2 separate regions of the Homo sapiens genome follow, and region 2 is linked to region 1. The links are chromatin loops, found by intact Hi-C in ENCODE. Cell type or tissue: PC-9. All regions are shown on one strand. Each heading gives the region's core, and the rest is flanking DNA. Links, peaks and the distances in the headings are about the cores only.

What was found. Peaks named below come from ENCODE experiments on the same cell type or tissue, not always from the same donor. Only the 100,000 strongest peaks of a DNase experiment are listed, where the experiment ranks them.
Region 2: it touches region 1 in a loop (21-fold over the local background); 2 of 110 quality-filtered maps call a loop at or near these places.

Annotation. Positions count from the first base shown.
Region 1 is chr12:4,999,371-5,007,703 of GRCh38, forward strand. No RefSeq gene overlaps it. Among named protein-coding and RNA genes, the nearest start is that of KCNA5, 40 kb to the right of the region's middle. In PC-9, for the core only: CTCF peaks have their summits at 3,831 (motif pointing left) and 4,031; no DNase peak of the experiment used is centred there; H3K27me3 peaks cover 233 bases.
Region 2 is chr12:4,303,670-4,312,002 of GRCh38, forward strand. It overlaps CCND2 (cyclin D2), which reads left to right. Exons shown (of 5, transcript NM_001759.4): 5 at 1-1,684. Among named protein-coding and RNA genes, the nearest start is that of TIGAR, 13 kb to the right of the region's middle. In PC-9, for the core only: CTCF peaks have their summits at 4,324 (motif pointing right) and 4,552; DNase peaks (open chromatin) are centred at 4,482 and 5,132; H3K4me3 peaks cover 510 bases; H3K27me3 peaks cover 3,506 bases.

The DNA.
Region 1 (8,333 bases), core at 260-8,259:
TCCATGGTGCAGTCACTGCAGCCTGGAACAAAGAGAAAACGCAGTTCTCACCTTTCGAGGACTGTGATCTGAAATCGGATGGCACATCTTCTCATGTGAAATGTGAACTTGATTCCCTCTCCATCTTTTCATTTTTCTTTCTCTTTATGTTTTTCCATTCTCAGGCTTTTTGAAAGGCAGAGGAAAGACCATTTCAGTGGAGGTTAGAAGGTATGAGTAGTAATACAGGGAGATAGAAAAAGACGAAGAAGAAATGTGACAAATAAGCATTGTGCCTCTAGACTCCACAGGACTAAGCTCTGGTCTCTGCTGGGCCACTGTGTGACTTTAGACCCAGCGCCTGCCCTCTCTGGGCATGCACTGAACAGGAGGGCTTGAATGAGGTTTCCTTTAGCCAAAACATTCTAAAATTATGAGGTTACACAATTGAGGCATGGAGGAGAGAGAACCAGCCCTTGGGTGATGCTTACCATGAATGAACAATCTAAAAAGTCCCTGAGGATGAGCATCACTTTATTTTTAATAACTAAAATAATAAGTCATTCTTCTTTTGGCTCATTCAAAATGTATTTGTCTAGTGCCAATGAGTTTCAAACCTCCAAAGCGGCTGCCTGTCATAGGTGGGGTCTTTGTGGATGGGTCGCATGCCGCACTAAATGTTATGGAATTACCAGAGCAGACTGGCACATAAGCATTTCCTGATGCCATCAATGAGGTTTCTGAGAAGTGGTTTGCTCAGGTCGCATGGCTAACTTGTGGCCCAGCCCTACAGAGGACAATTACTTCCTGCTCTCCGTGAAGCTGGGCCAGTCTTTACCCTGTGGATCAACCAGGTTTACTCAGCAGGCCCTCGTCCTCTCTGACTTGGGGATGGGGAGAGTGAAGAGCTAGTAACCTTCTCCCAACCTTTATGCATCCTGGTAGATCTGTGGCTAGGCAAAATGTGCTTCCCTCTGGAACCTGCTTCTCTGGAACACAGCTCCTAGGTGGCAGTATTGGTGAAGGGATCTACACAGCTTGCTGTGTACACTGCCTCAAGGGGCACCACTGGCGTGCATTCTGTCTGGAGGCTCCATGGTTCTGCTCTGTGCCCCCCTCACCTCTCTGGTAACGATGCTCAGGGAATTTCAGGGTCCACCTTGCTGTCCTGGGACAGAGTCCTGGTGGTGATCTGGAGGTCCAGGGCACAGAGGAAGCAGAATGCTTTTTATCTGTGTCTAGATTTCTCCTTTTTCCTCCTACTGGTAGCCCCAGCAGAAGCCACCTGGAACTTAGCTCTCCAATTCACACATTGAAAGACACTTTGAGGGGTCACCTGGATTCCTTCCCCCAACCCAGGGAGAAGATCCAGACTCATTCAATGACCACAGCCTCTGAGGGCAGAGGAGGACAAGCTGCTGCCCTCGGGTGGCCTGGACTTCCCACTCCGAGCGAGTGGCTACAGCTGCAGCAGGCTCTGCAGTCCTCTTTGCATTCACATGCTCTTCCCTCTTCCCCTCAGCAGGGGCTGTGGCCGCCTCTTTCAGGGTCAGAGAGTCCTCTGGCTCCCCTTGCAGAGGCAAGAGAAAGAGGATCACAGCATTTTCATGCTCTGGAGCAACAGTGACCTGTATATCTGGAGGCTCTGGAGAGCTATTTTGTCAAAACTGAGCAAGCATGCCACCAGTTCCTTCATCCGGCAACATTTTTGAGCACCTACTATGTGCCAGCCATTTTCCCCATGCTGAAAATGCACTTGGTCACAGCAGGAGGCCTCTGTGTATTGTGAACTCATGAATGAGACCCAGCCCCGGGAGGTGCGTACCCATGTGCTCCTGTCAATCTGGCTGATAGTGCATGGCAAAACTCAGAGCAGCAATCTCCTGGCCTTCCTCCTCTGCCCCAGTTAATTAGGGAGAATAGTGCTGTGACCTACTCACAGTGGTGAACAAGAGAAGGTTTGGGGGACTTCGAGTGCCTTAGAGAAAGAAGCACCCACCTACAAAGTGTTTCCTGCAATTGCAGCAGGAAAGGCAACTATGATGGCTTGAGCCCAGTTAAGAGCAGACACCTCAGATAAAGAAATGGGATGCTGTCTTCCCAGGGAGAGAGAAGCCTATGCCTCAGCTGGTCAGGAGAATACAGGCTTGCTGCAAGTTGGTTCTACCCAGTGTGGGCTGCTAGGGAGGTTGAGCAGTTCAGAGACATGGAGCCCCACGGCCACTGTGTCTCCTGGGAACACAAACCTGGCTCCTAGCACGAGAAGCAGCAATGGAGAAGGGAGAACTCTGTGGCTGCAGGTGCTCTGTGACTCTGCCCTCCGAGGAGCCCATGGTTGGCCTGGGAGCCTTTGCCTCGTAGAGCCTCATCCTAACATTGAGGTCATCTCCAAGCTACCGAGTGAAAGAAGTATACCCCAATGCAAGCAGCGTTAGCACCCAGCATTTGCATTCTGTGCATGGCTGCTCTTCCCATCATCGGGGGCTGAACTGCTCAGGTTCATGGACACCCACCTCGCAGCTCCCTGCTAGGGCCTAGGACAGTGCTGGTGCCTAGCCAAGTCCATTTCTGTTGCATTGAATTGAAATGAGTTAGGGGCTGAGGGGAAAAAAAAAAGAAAAAGGCTTGTGATTTGTCCCATGGAAACTCATGTTATTCTTGCCAAAATCTTTGAAAAAGAGAAGCAGAGTGTGCACATTTTTTAAGGGTTACAGTCTTGTTTTTTTTTTACATCTCAGACTTTTCACATCAGGCCTAAGAGGAGCAGGCTAATGGGTATCTTGGAGGGCTGGATGAAGGGTAGCGGGGTCATGGCCACCCCCTCTGCAGGGCAGGAACCAGAGCAACAGAAGTAACAGAGAAATAGAAGAGCCTGGACATGTGCTGGTCTTTAGGGGAATCAGGAGATGGAGGAACAGTGTGGCCCCTCCTCTTATCCTCTGGTCATGGGATGCAGTGGCCTGTGGTCAGCACGCGGCAGGCACTTCTTCATCTGGCCCTGCCTTTTTTCCTCGGCTCCAGAATGGGGAATGAGCCACCACTCTTTGTAGATTTGTTGTGAGAATACAATGAGAAGTTGTGATAGTCAACGAAGTTCTTTACGTGTGTTGATCCATCCTGGAGCTTCACTACCTTTTCCACAATACCAGGGTTTGCTCATTTTCCAAAGCCCCAGTGTCCTTATAATTGGTGGTCCCATGGGGGGAACTGCAGGAACCATGAAGCCAGTTCACCCTGTGCCAGAGCCCTGGCTTTGTCATGCACCAGCTATGTAACTGTGGGCAAGTTTACCACTCATTACAAGTTAACGTGTTAACTTGTAATCATCATACTCACTTTGCAGAAGTGCCTGGAGGACCATCTGAGCAGAGACATGTAGGCAAGCACCCAGGACAGGTTGGCTGGACTGACCTGTATCTCACATACACTCCTGGGCATGCACTGAGGCCCTCCTCTTGTTTCAACTCTTCAGGCCTGCTTCTTCAGGCAGTTTTTGGGTTAGGAACATTTACCTTCCTCATTTTGCGGAGCAGGGTGCAAGCCTGTCTTTCCAAAAGGTGACGTTGCCTGGGTCAGAACACGCAGAGCGCTGGGAGCCCTTAGTTTGGGCGTCCCCACTGCAGGGACAGCCAAGGAAGTGAGGACAACTCCTGTTTCAATCTTCATACCCTGGGTGAGGATACGGAACTTGCATTTTATGCCTTTTCTCTACTTGGTACCTCAGTGGCGACCTCTGAGTTAGAGGTGTCACAACAGGGCCAGTTAGTTTCTGTTCATCAGGAAGCCCAAGGTGCCTTTGGAGCCCGGGTGGCAGAACTGACTGGCGTTGGCTGAATCCATGGGTCGCCTCTGTCCTCTAGTGGCGAGAGAGGGAAAGGCATTGGCCACTCCGGGCCAGGCTTGCCAACCAGATTCAATTGCCTTTGAGTGATGGTGTGTATTTGGTCACCTGGAAACCTAGCAGCACCAGGCAGCACAAACCCAAGCAAGGCCAACACACAGAAGTCATCACAGAACACATTCCAGGCCTGGGGTAGAGGGTTTCACTCACCTGTTTATTTGTTCATTCATTTATTCATTCAACAAATATTTATGGAGTGTCTGCTATGTGTGGGCATGGCTCTAGGAAGTAGATCAAGACAGTGATCAAAACAGGCAATGAGGCAGTGACGTCATTGGCAAGATGGCAGAAAAGGACTTTTCAGCACTTGCCCCTTCACTGAAACATGAATTTGAACAACAATCTGTGCACGAAAATACCTTCAGAAGAGCTCAGGAATCTGGGTGATAGATTACAGTACCTGATTAGTCAGTGTGGCGATTCCTCAGGGATCTAGAACTAGAAATACCATTTGACCCAGCCATCCCATTACTGGGTATATACCCAAAGGACTATAAATCATGCTGCTGTAAAGACACATGCACACGTACGTTTCTTGCGGCACTATTCACAATAGCAAAGACTTGGAACCAACCCAAATGTCCAACAATGATAGACTGGATTAAGAAAATGTGGCACATATACACCATGGAATACTATGCAGCCATAAAAATAATGAGTTCATGTCCTTTGTAGGGACATGGATGAAATTGGAAATCATCATTCTCAGTAATCTATCACAAGGACAAAAAACCAAACACCGCATGTTCTCACTCATAGGTGGGAATTGAACAATGAGTACACATGGACACAGGAAAGGGAACATCACACTCTGGGGACTGTTGTGGGGTGGGGGGAGGGGGGAGGGATAGCATTAGGAGATATACCTAATGCTAAATGACGAGTTAATGGGTGCAGCACACCAGCATGGCACATGTATTCATATGTAACTGACCTGCACATTGTGCACATGTACCCTAAAACTTAAAGTGAAATAATAATAATAAAATAAAATGAAATAAAATAAAAAAGAAAAGACACATTGAAGGCAGTAGGAAGGACAGCTTCAGATTACCTGTGTCCTCACACCCCCAAGCCTATGCAGGGCATCACCGAGAGATACCTTCTACGTGGAGGAAAGAGAGCGAAGTGACCGCCAGTTTCACTGTGGACCCTAGTGCTAGGCTAGCCCTTATGAATCCAGGATCCTGGAGTCTAATAATGTTAACAGAAAAACATTAAACAGATTAAATTTAATAGAGTTTAATTGAGCAAATAACAAAAATTCATGAATCAGTCAGTCCTCAGACCAAATAGGTTCAGAGAACTCCAGGCTGCAACATGGTCAGGTAGCATTTATGGACAGAAAATGGAAGGGAGGTGCAGAGACCAGTTGATGGGTTATGGCTTCATTTGTCTTATTTGAGCATGTTCTTATCAGTTGGCCCCCTGCAACTGACTGAAGCTCAGCTGCTGAGACTGGCTGAGACTCAGTTACCTGTTATAAAATTATACTCCTAAGTTAGGCTTGCAGTTAGTTTCCATCCTATGTTAGGTTGAAGTTAATTAAAGAGGGACTCAAAGTGCAGAGGCATTGTCAGACCAAATTTAATTTAATTTAACAATAGAGTGGTTAAGCGTATTTGGGGGGGAAAAAGATCCAACTATATGCTGCCTAAAAGAGAGTCACTTCAGCTTTAAAGATACATATAGGTTGAAAGTGAAGAGATGGAAAAAGGTATTCCATACAAATGGTAACCAAAAAGGGGAGTGGGGTGGTTATTCCAAAATCAGATAAATTAGATTTTAAGTGAAAAACTGTCACAAGAAATAAAAAAGTTTTATCCTACGTATAATGATAAAGGGATAAACTCATCAAAAGCATATAACAATGATAAATACGTATGCACCCAACATTAGAGCACCTAAGTACATAAAGAAAATATTTTAAAAATTAAAGGGGGAAATAGACAGAAATACAATAATAGTAGGAGACTTCCATACTTCACTTTCAACAATGAATAGATCTTCCAGATGGAAAGTCAGTAGGAAACGGTGGACTTGGACAACACTATAGACCAAATGGACCTAACAGGCACATACAGAACATTCCATCCAACAGCAGCAGAATTATGCACACACAGAGAGCATTATGCAGAATAGAGGGAGACATCACACTACCTGATTTCAAAATATTCTACAAAGCAATAGTAATCATGACAGTATAATACTGGCATGAAAATAGACATATAGACCAATGGAACAGAATAGAGAACCCAGAAATAAATCTATTCATTTTCAGTCAATTGCTCTTTGACAAAGTTGCCAAGAATATACAAGGTGGGAAATATATTCTTTTCAATAAAGTGTGTGGGAACAACTGGATATTCACATGCAGAAGAATAAAACTGAACCATTTTCTCACACCATATAAAAAATCAACTCAAAATGCATTAAAAACATAAAAGTAAGATGTGAAACTACTAGAAGAAAACATAGAGAAAAAGTTTTTTGACATTCATCTGGGCAATGATTTTTTGGATATGACCAGAAAAGCACAGGCAACAAAAGCAAAAATAAATGGAATTGCATAAAACTAAAAAGCTTCTGGGCTGGGCACAGTGGCTCACACCTGTAATCCCAGCACTTTGGGAGGCCTAGGTGGGTGTATCACCTGAGGTTAGGAGTTCGAGACCAGCCTGGCCAACATGGTGAAACGCCGTCTCTACTAAAAATAAAAAAATTAGCTGGGCCTCGTGGCAGGTGCCTGTAATCCCTGCTACTTGGGAGGCTGAGGCAGGAGAATTGCTTGAACCCAGGAGACAGAGGTTGCAGTGAGCTGAGATTGCGCCATTGCACCCTAGCCTGGGTGAAAAGATCGAAACTCCATCAAAACAAACAAACAAAAAAGCTTCTGTAAAGCAAATAAATAATTGACAGATTGAAAGAGACACCTATAAAGTGGGAGAAAATATTTTCAAACCATACATCTGACAAGAAGTTAATATTCAGGCTATATCAGAAACTCAACTTAAGGCTGGGTGCAGTGGCTCATGCCTGTAAACCCAATACTTTTGGAGGCTTAGGAGGATGGATTCCTTGAGTCCAGGTGTCTGAGATCAGCCTGGGCAACATGGTGAAACCCCATCTCTACAAAAATTACAAAAATTAGCTGGGCATGGTGGTGCATGTCTGTAGTCCCAGCTACTTGAAAGGATGAGGTGGGAGGATCACTTGAGCCCCGGAGGCAGAGGCTACAGTGAGCCAAGTTCAATCCACTGCACTCCAGCCTGGGTGACAGAGTGAGACTGTCAAAAAAACAAAACAAAACAAGAACAAAAAACAAAAAACAAAACAAAAACAAAAACAAAAAAACAAAAGCAAAAACAAACAAACAAAAAACCCACAACCCCCCCCAAAAGAAACAACTCAACTCAATAGCAAGAAAACAAATGATCTGATTAAGAAAATAGGCAAAGTACTTGAATAGATATCTTTCAAAAGAAGACACACAAATGGCCAAGAGATATACAAAAAAATGCTCACTATCACTTATCATGAGAAAAATGCAAATCAAAATTACAATGGGATATTACCTTACACCTTACACCTAAGAATGGCTATGATAAAAAAGACAACTGCCCTGGCCAACATGGTGAAACCCCACCTCTACTAAAAATACAAAAGTTAGCTGGGCTTGGTGGCACGTGCCTGTAATCCCAGCTACCTGGGAGGCTGAGGCAGGAGAATTGCTTGAACCCGGGAGGTGGAGGTTACAGTGAGCTGAGATCGCACCACTGCATTCCAGCCTGGGTGACAGAGCGACACTCCATCTCAAAAAAAAAAAAAAGAAAAAAACTAAATATTGGCTGAGATGTGGAAAAATGGAAACCCTTATACACTGTTGGTGAGAATGCAAATTAGTACAATCGTTATGAAAGACAATATGAAAGTTTCTCCACAAATTAAAAAGAGGACTACCATATAATCCAGAAAACCCTCTTCTGGGTATATGTCCAAAGGAAATGAAATCAGTATGTCAAAGAGACATCTGTATTCATGTGTTCATTGCATTATTCACAATAGCTAAGACATGGAACCTAAGTGTCCATCAACAGATGAATGGATAAAGAAAATATGGTATGCATATGTATGTGTGGGAGGGTAAACATATATGTGTGTGTGTAGTCACACACACACTGAAATATATTTCAGCCTTAAAAAGGAAGGACATGCTACAACATGAATCAAACTTGAGGTCATTATGCTAAGTGAAATAAGCCAGTCGCAAAAAGATAAATATTGTGTGATTCCACCTATATAAAGTACCTAGCCTAGTCAAATTCATACAGACAGAAAACAGAATGCTAAAGGGCTGAAGAAAGGAGGGTATAAGGAATTATATTTTAATGAGTATAATGTTTTAGTTTTAGTTATGCAGGATTAATTAATTTTGGAGATCTAATGTATAGCA
Region 2 (8,333 bases), core at 255-8,254, 700 kb before region 1:
CAGCCAAGAAGCCTGCAGGAGAAAGCCAAGGGCAGTTCCCTCCGCAGAACACCCCATGCGTGCTGAGAGGCGAGCTCCTTGAAGAAGGGGCTGTTCTTCCAGGAGGCCTTATTTTGAACTGCCTCAGGACCCCACTGGAGAGCACAGCATGCCTTACTACTGGGTCATCCTTGGTCTATGTGCTCTGTACTGGAGGCTCTGTTCTGCCTCTTATCAGCCAGGTCAGGGGCACACATGGCTTAAGTGACAAAGCCAGAGGAGAAGACAACCCTGACAGCATCACGCTGCATCCCATTGCTAGCAGGATTGGCAACTCTTCAGACGGAGCTGCGCTTCCCTGCAGTCTAGCACCTCTAGGGCCTCTCCAGACTGTGCCCTGGGAGCTCTGGGACTGAAAGGTTAAGAACATAAGGCAGGATCAGATGACTCTCTCCAAGAGGGCAGGGGAATTTTCTCTCCATGGGCCACAGGGGACAGGGCTGGGAGAAGAAATAGACTTGCACCTTATGTCATGTAAATAATTGATTTTCTAGTTCAAGAAGATAATATTGGTAGTGTGGGAATTGGAGGTAGGAAGGGGAGGAAGTCTGAGTAAGCCAGTTGGCTTCTAAGCCAAAAGGATTCCTCTTTGTTTATCTCTGAGACAGTCCAACCTTGAGAATAGCTTTAAAAGGGAAATTAATGCTGAGATGATAAAGTCCCCTTAAGCCAACAAACCCTCTGTAGCTATAGAATGAGTGCAGGTTTCTATTGGTGTGGACTCAGAGCAATTTACAAGAGCTGTTCATGCAGCCATCCATTTGTGCAAAATAGGGTAAGAAGATTCAAGAGGATATTTATTACTTCCTCATACCACATGGCTTTTGATGATTCTGGATTCTAAACAACCCAGAATGGTCATTTCAGGCACAACGATACTACATTCGTGTGTGTCTGCTTTTAAACTTGGCTGGGCTATCAGACCCTATTCTCGGCTCAGGTTTTGAGAAGCCATCAGCAAATGTGTACGTGCATGCTGTAGCTGCAGCCTGCATCCCTTCGCCTGCAGCCTACTTTGGGGAAATAAAGTGCCTTACTGACTGTAGCCATTACAGTATCCAATGTCTTTTGACAGGTGCCTGTCCTTGAAAAACAAAGTTTCTATTTTTATTTTTAATTGGTTTAGTTCTTAACTGCTGGCCAACTCTTACATCCCCAGCAAATCATCGGGCCATTGGATTTTTTCCATTATGTTCATCACCCTTATATCATGTACCTCAGATCTCTCTCTCTCTCCTCTCTCTCAGTTATGTAGTTTCTTGTCTTGGACTTTTTTTTTTCTTTTCTTTTTCTTTTTTTTTTTGCTTTAAAACAAGTGTGATGCCATATCAAGTCCATGTTATTCTCTCACAGTGTACTCTATAAGAGGTGTGGGTGTCTGTTTGGTCAGGATGTTAGAAAGTGCTGATAAGTAGCATGATCAGTGTATGCGAAAAGGTTTTTAGGAAGTATGGCAAAAATGTTGTATTGGCTATGATGGTGACATGATATAGTCAGCTGCCTTTTAAGAGGTCTTATCTGTTCAGTGTTAAGTGATTTAAAAAAATAATAACCTGTTTTCTGACTAGTTTAAAGATGGATTTGAAAATGGTTTTGAATGCAATTAGGTTATGCTATTTGGACAATAAACTCACCTTGACCTAAATTATCTGGCCGTTTTTGACTTATTTATAAACCAGCAGTCCTCAGAATGGAATACACTTGTCTCATGTCAGAACTGTTTCATGCCGCTGCAACATTTGGCAGTGGCATAAAAGACACATTCTAACCTGGAATGGAATCTACATGTGCCTCTGTGTTATGGCGGTACAAGTCATTGTTGACATTGCTAGGGGACGAGGGGTGCCTATGCAGCCAGCTTATAAGCTAGAAGCCTCAGTCCACCTTCAGAAGGTGGGTACATCACAGACACTATGACTGGTCCTCAGAGGATCGTCCCTGATTGTTGCCAGCTACTCATTCTGGGCTGTGAGGAAGCATCTCCTGGCATGAGAGGTACCAGAAGCCTGCGGTGCCATCTCCAGAGTCTAGGGAGTCTCTGGGAACCCTGCCCCTGCAGCTTTCCTGGCTCCTGCCTGCTGTTCTTCGTGGCTCCCACCTGATTTCTGATCCTTCCTGCACCCCTCTTCTGAGACACAGGCCACAACTACCTTTGCTGGAGTCTGGAGAAGCAGAGCCTGGGAATGGGATGTGACAGTCTCCGTACTGCTGAAATGAATTGCCAGGCCCTAGGCCCAGCTGCTCTTGGACCTTAGCTCAGACCAGCTTCTTTCCCGAGAGTGATGGGTGTGCAGAAGACAAGGGCCTAATGAACACTTTTTTGTGTGTTTTGTTTAGAAACAGGGTCTTGCTGTGTCCCCCAGGTTGGAGTGCAGTGGCACAATCCCAGCTTGCTGCAGCCTCACACTCCTGGGCTCAAGCAATCCTCCTGCCTCAGCCTCCCAAGTAGCTGGGATTACAGGCGCCCACCACCACGCCCAGTTAATTTTTTTATTTTTTGTACAGATTTTTTGTATAGCTTTGTTGCACAAGCTATAACAGACATTTTGATGTTACTGTAAAATTAATTTTTTCCAAAGTTCCTTGTCTGGAAGTCATCGAAGGCTGTTTTCCATTTTAATTCTGACCTGAGTTGTAAACAAGATTTAAAACTGGCCGTTGGGGAAGTCCAGATTAAGATATTCCAGGCTGATCTCAAGTAACTTCACTTAATAGGACTTTTAAGCTTACAAGGACCCTAGAAATTCCCCTTTGTTCCCATTCCCCTTGACATCCGCCATTCTTAGCGACAAATGGGGGTAACTTTTTTCTTGGGTTTCTGCCTAGTGAAGTCTGCTGGCCTCCTGGGAGTTTCAAGGGCCTCTGGTTGCCATTCTTAACCATCCTTGGAATTCTCTTTGGCATGACATAATGTCCAACTGGGTTCCTCTCCCTCCCTTTCCCTATCTTTTTGCTCTGTAGGATCAATGCTATATCTGTTTATAGCATGACAACTCCACTCCCTCTCTCAAATGCCACCCAGCAACACTGCTGGGCTTCCCCCATTCTGAACAATGGATGTTTTAAGGGCGGGAAGAGCAGATGAAGCACACAGCCGAGCAGTGAGAAATCTGACTGTCCCATCTACGCTCTTTCAGACCCAGATCATCTTATAACTGGAAAATCTCAAACTTGGAAGTGCCTTTCCTGAAAGTGGCCATTAAAAATGCAATGAAGACCTGGAAATCCCCGATCTTTTGTGCGTGTTCAAGGGAGTGCTTTTGTATCTCTAATGACTTTCTAAGATTTGGAGCTTTTATTTAGTATGCAGAGGTATCCCCAAAATTCACCTTCCCAGTTGGCTTAGCAGTAATACTGTCAAAATACTGACACGAAGCAAGTACTCAAAAGCTGAATATTACACCAGATTACTTCCCTGCTCTCCTGGCAATTACAGCAACAGCAAAAATGCTGTGGACAGAGTAGGGAGATTCAGAGTATCAAGGTAAGCCTAGTACTCACAGCCGATGTGTTATGTGGGGCCTGTACTGAGCCTTTAAGGAAAAGCACAGAAAAAAACAGGACACACAGGCCTATGAAATAGCAGAGAGAAACAACAGCAAATGCAAATGAGTCTGGGGGGAAATCGATGCTAAGGTGTGGGAGGGGGCCCTTGCAGAGGAACAGGTTTCCTCAAGCAAGTGAGTTTTAGGAAAACACTTTTGTTAGGAAGATCATGTGGGTCAGCATAGTTTGGAAACGGAAACAGAGTGTGACCTTTTCCAAAAATAAAAGGGATGGGAAGTAATTTTTTTTTAAATGAAGGGAAAATATTCCACACAATTTAATAGATTTTAAACAATATAAACACAGATGTTAGGCTTGTGAAACAGGATAAGCACAGCCACAAACATTGATTTGGGATTACCACCCACCTAATTTCTCATGAGGCTTAAAGAAAGAAGGCTGGACGCTTCAATATGACTGGTGGCTTTCCTTGTCTTTGGGCTCTGGGGGCCTCCCCGTGCTGGAGGGGCGGATTCCATCCGCTCGGACCACAGGCTCAGTCAAACAGAACTGGGCGGCCTGAGAAAGCAAGACCAGCGCCCCTGCCTCTGTCTCATTGTCCCCCTGAAGCTTTGAGTTTATGCTTCAAGCTTTGAGTTTACTCATTATTATGGTTTCTTTCATGCTGATTCGCTCGGAGGACCCTGGCCCTTCTGCTGCGCTCACCGCCGCCGCTCTGGTAAATGACTGTCCGCATGGTTTCAACATGCAGTTCTTCCTGCGAAGTCCACTAGGTGGTACTAATGCCACGGACAGGATCACTCACAAGGAAACCCAGAGCCAGCCGGGTGTAGGTTGCCTCTGCCCTGCACGGAAGGGAACACCTCCCTCCAGCAGACAGCACTGGAGCAGCACCCCCGCCTCCGCCATCTCCCCAGGGCAGCCTGGGGAAGGAACGTCAGGCCTTTCCCGTCCACACCTGGCGCAGTTCCCTCACCTGCTTCTCTCACTACCGCCACATCGTGACTCCATCTGGGGTGGCTGGTGCTGGTTCATCACCTTCCCTGACTCTTCAGTGACTAATCCAGAGATGGCACACTGGCAGCTTACAGACCAAATCCAGCCTGCAGACATAATTAGCTTGACTCCCACAGTGATTGAAACTGTCTTGGATTTACTTGCCAATACAAGATGAGAGCTTTCACATAAAAGTCAGGATTGTAACGACTCTTGGGAGATTTAAGTCCTGGCAACCACAGGCCCGCGAGGCCGCGAGGGCTGCAGCTGAGTGTGACTGGCCCCTTTCTCTACCCTCTGCCCACCCCACAACCGACTGAACCCGCTGCTCTCTTTTACGGCGCCTGCCAGTCGGCTTAGGGCTTACAGCTCTGCAGCCTAACCTGTGTCTGTTTTACCTCCCTGGCCAGGAAGGAGGGCCCAGTAAGTCCCAAGTGGAGTCATCCTCCTCCAACCCTCTCCACCACAAACAGACCTGGAATACTTCTTTCAGTTTGTGGACCATAACCTCTCCTTCTCAGACGAAGAAAGACCGTACTGCCTCAGTAAGCATTAAGATCTCTTTATGTCTTTATGAGTTTTTAGTTATCAGATTACCCCGGGGCTGGGCCAGATTTTTGAAATTCCTTTGAGATCCCAACATTCAGCCCCACGCCCAGGTCTGCAGGTAGGCCCAAATAAGGTGGGGTGGTAAAGATCTGCTTTTTGTTTTTTGGTTTTCTTTTCTTTTGTTTCTGGAGATAGGGTCTTCCTTTGTCTCTGAGGCTAGAGGGCAGTGGCGTGATCACAACTCACTGCAGCCTCAACTTCCCAGGCTCAAGTGATCCTCCCACCTCAGCCTCCCAAGTAGCTGGGACAACAGGCATGCACCACTACATCTAGATTGTTTTAAAAAATGTGTTATAGAAACAGTGTCTCACTATGTTGCCCTGGCTGCTCTCAAACTTTGGGCCTCAAAAGATCCTTCCCACCTCAGCCTCCCAAAGTGCTGGGTTACAGGTGTGAGCCACTGTGTCCAGACAGCTTTTCCTGCTTTTGTTTGTCTGGAGAGTCATTTTTAGTGCTCCTGGCACCATGGAGATTCCATGAGAAGACAAACCTGTGAGATTTCTATATTTGTTGAAAAAGTGCAAATCTCTGTGGCTATGTTTCGGTCAACCCATTCACTGAAAATCGCTACTCTTCATCATCCCCTTCCCACACAGGGCTCCTGGGCACTGCTCGTTTATTCAACAAATGAGGGCTGGGTACGTGCCTGGTGCTCCGTATGGGACCCCTCATTCAACAAATGTGTCTCAGTACTTGCTTTTCCAGGGATGAGATCTCTGCTCTCCTTGATCTCAAAGGCTAAAGACAGAGACAGATAAAAAGACAACTGCTACTTGGTGGTTGGCCCAGAATACAAGTGCTCTATGCTCTGCTCTGGAATGCCCCCCCGGCCACCCACTCGCTTTGTAACCTTGGGCTCATTACTTAGCCACCCAGCAACTCACAGTAAACTCAGTGACTTAGTTTTTTCATCTGTGAAATGGGGTTTTGTAGTTTTGAAAGAGCTTTCCACAAGCCTCTCCTATAATCCTTTTATAACTCTGGTGAATTTGGTACCTTGTTTTGTAGCTAAGTGAATGGAGGGTCACACGGCTCACTTGGCTTATCACAAAGAGTTAGGCTAGGACTGGATCCCAGATGTGTCTGAATTCAAATATCATGCATCTTCTGCTACACTGGGCTACTTTATTGATCCATATTTTGCTTACTGAGCATTGAGCTGAAAGAGTGAGACTTTTAGCCCAGTGTGGGCAGGAAGGTTGCAGGGGGTGGGGGGGGTTGGATGATGACATCACTTAGTGAAATCATCAGGGGATAGTTTTTTAATGAAGACAAAGTCAATGAAGAAAGTAAAGGGCCTTGTCATCTAAGGAGGAGTTTGTCAGTGAATGTACACCAAGGAAGTAGCCTTTTCTTTCCAGCGTCTTTGCCTTGCCCCTTGGCTGTTCTTCATGCTCATTCCATTCAGGTTATAAATGCGTTGCTCATAAACTCCTGGGAAGGAGCCATGGGTTCTGCTTTCCTCCCAAATCCCCAAACCTATGTCAATTAAAACAAGAATCACAGCCAGGCGCGGTGGCTCACACCTGTAATCCCAGCACTCTGGGAGGCCGAGGTGGGCGGATCATGAGGTCAGGAGAACAAGACCATCCTGGCTAACATGGTGAAACCCCATCTCTACTAAAAATACAAAAAATTAGCTGGGCGTGGTGGCATGTGCCTGTAGTCCCAGCTACTCGGGAGGCTGAAGCAGGAGAATCACCCGAACCCAGGAGGCGGAGGTTGCATTCAGCCGAGATTGCGCCACTGCCCTCCAGCCCGGGTGACACAGCAAGATTCCATCTAAAAAAAAAAAACAAAAACAAACAAACAAACAAACAAACAAAATCACATATCTAGTTTGTCCCTATTCTTCAGGGACCCACGAATATCTGTGTTATTATTATTTCTCCCCCAACGCTCCCTCCTTCCCCCACCAAGCCCAGAGAATCTCAGTCCAGAGGCAGGGAAGCCTTGCTTGTATCATCAGCCTCCCAAGCCTTTGCTATTTAAAGATTCCTTTTGTTATCCTATAGGAAGAGATATTCTTTTTCTTGGTTTTTCGTGGCCACCTTCCTTGCCCCGAAAAAAGGGACACAGGAGGAAGGGCCCAAAAACGTAGAGGAAAAATACTGTAGGAAAAAATGCTGATTAATATTTCCAAAAATATTATTTTACCATGGATGCAATGGCCTGAGGCCCTGCAAGGGTGAATGCCACACTGAGGGTCACCCAGCAATGTACAAATGAACAATGAAGGACAACTGCTGGCCTCTGCAGGCTTCCATTCATTGCTCAGCTCTGTGAGCCTCTGGACATCTTGGTGAATACCCTCAGAAAATCTTGAAGCACCACAGGTTTTAAAAGCAGTCACTCACTTATGTTTTTCATATGTCACTGTAAGCTCATCATGAAGGGACTATGGAAGATTTGCTTCCATATGGCACTGCCTAGGTATTAGGGCCAGGACACCTAGGATTTTAGGGCCTAGCGGTCTTCTCTTTTCCTTAGCATTCTGTCAGGGCTCTGGCAAGAACAAGAGGATTGGCCTTTCTAGCCAATGTCCCCCCCAGTGCTTGCTACTTGCCTGGAATATTATGGACTGTATCATACATTTCTGTATTACATACAATCATTGTGACAGAGTCAGGATGCTGTGGTGGAAAAAGGCTTAGGTAATAAGATGATCTGACTTTGAATCCCAGGGCTGCCACTTAGCTTTACAAGCTCTGAGTCTCTGCTATTCTTTTATAAAATCTCTCTGGATTATTAGAAGGATTAAATGAGGTAGTCTATGTAAAGTGCCTAATACATAGAAAGCTTTAACAAGAATCAGCTAGTCTGAACATATGCAAACACACCAAGGACCGTGTTCATTGCTTTTGAAGGCATTGTAGATGCAATGTTATTTTCCCAAAAAGTCAGGGGTGGAGGTGGATATGGGTTTTCTGTGGATCCTGATGAGACTACTATCAAGAGCACAGCAGTGAAACAAAAGCATTTACAACTCTCATAATATCCCCTTGGTGCTGCCGCCCTTCTTCCAGACAGCAATGAACTTGGGCTTGGGGAGCGTTCTCTTCCCCACTAAGTAACAGGCTAACAGGCAAGGCATGAAAAGGGATTAGAGGATGCATGTATTCAAATAAAGGGGAGTTCCCCAGAAGCACGGCAGGCTGAGAAGGCATCTTTCGACTGTCCAT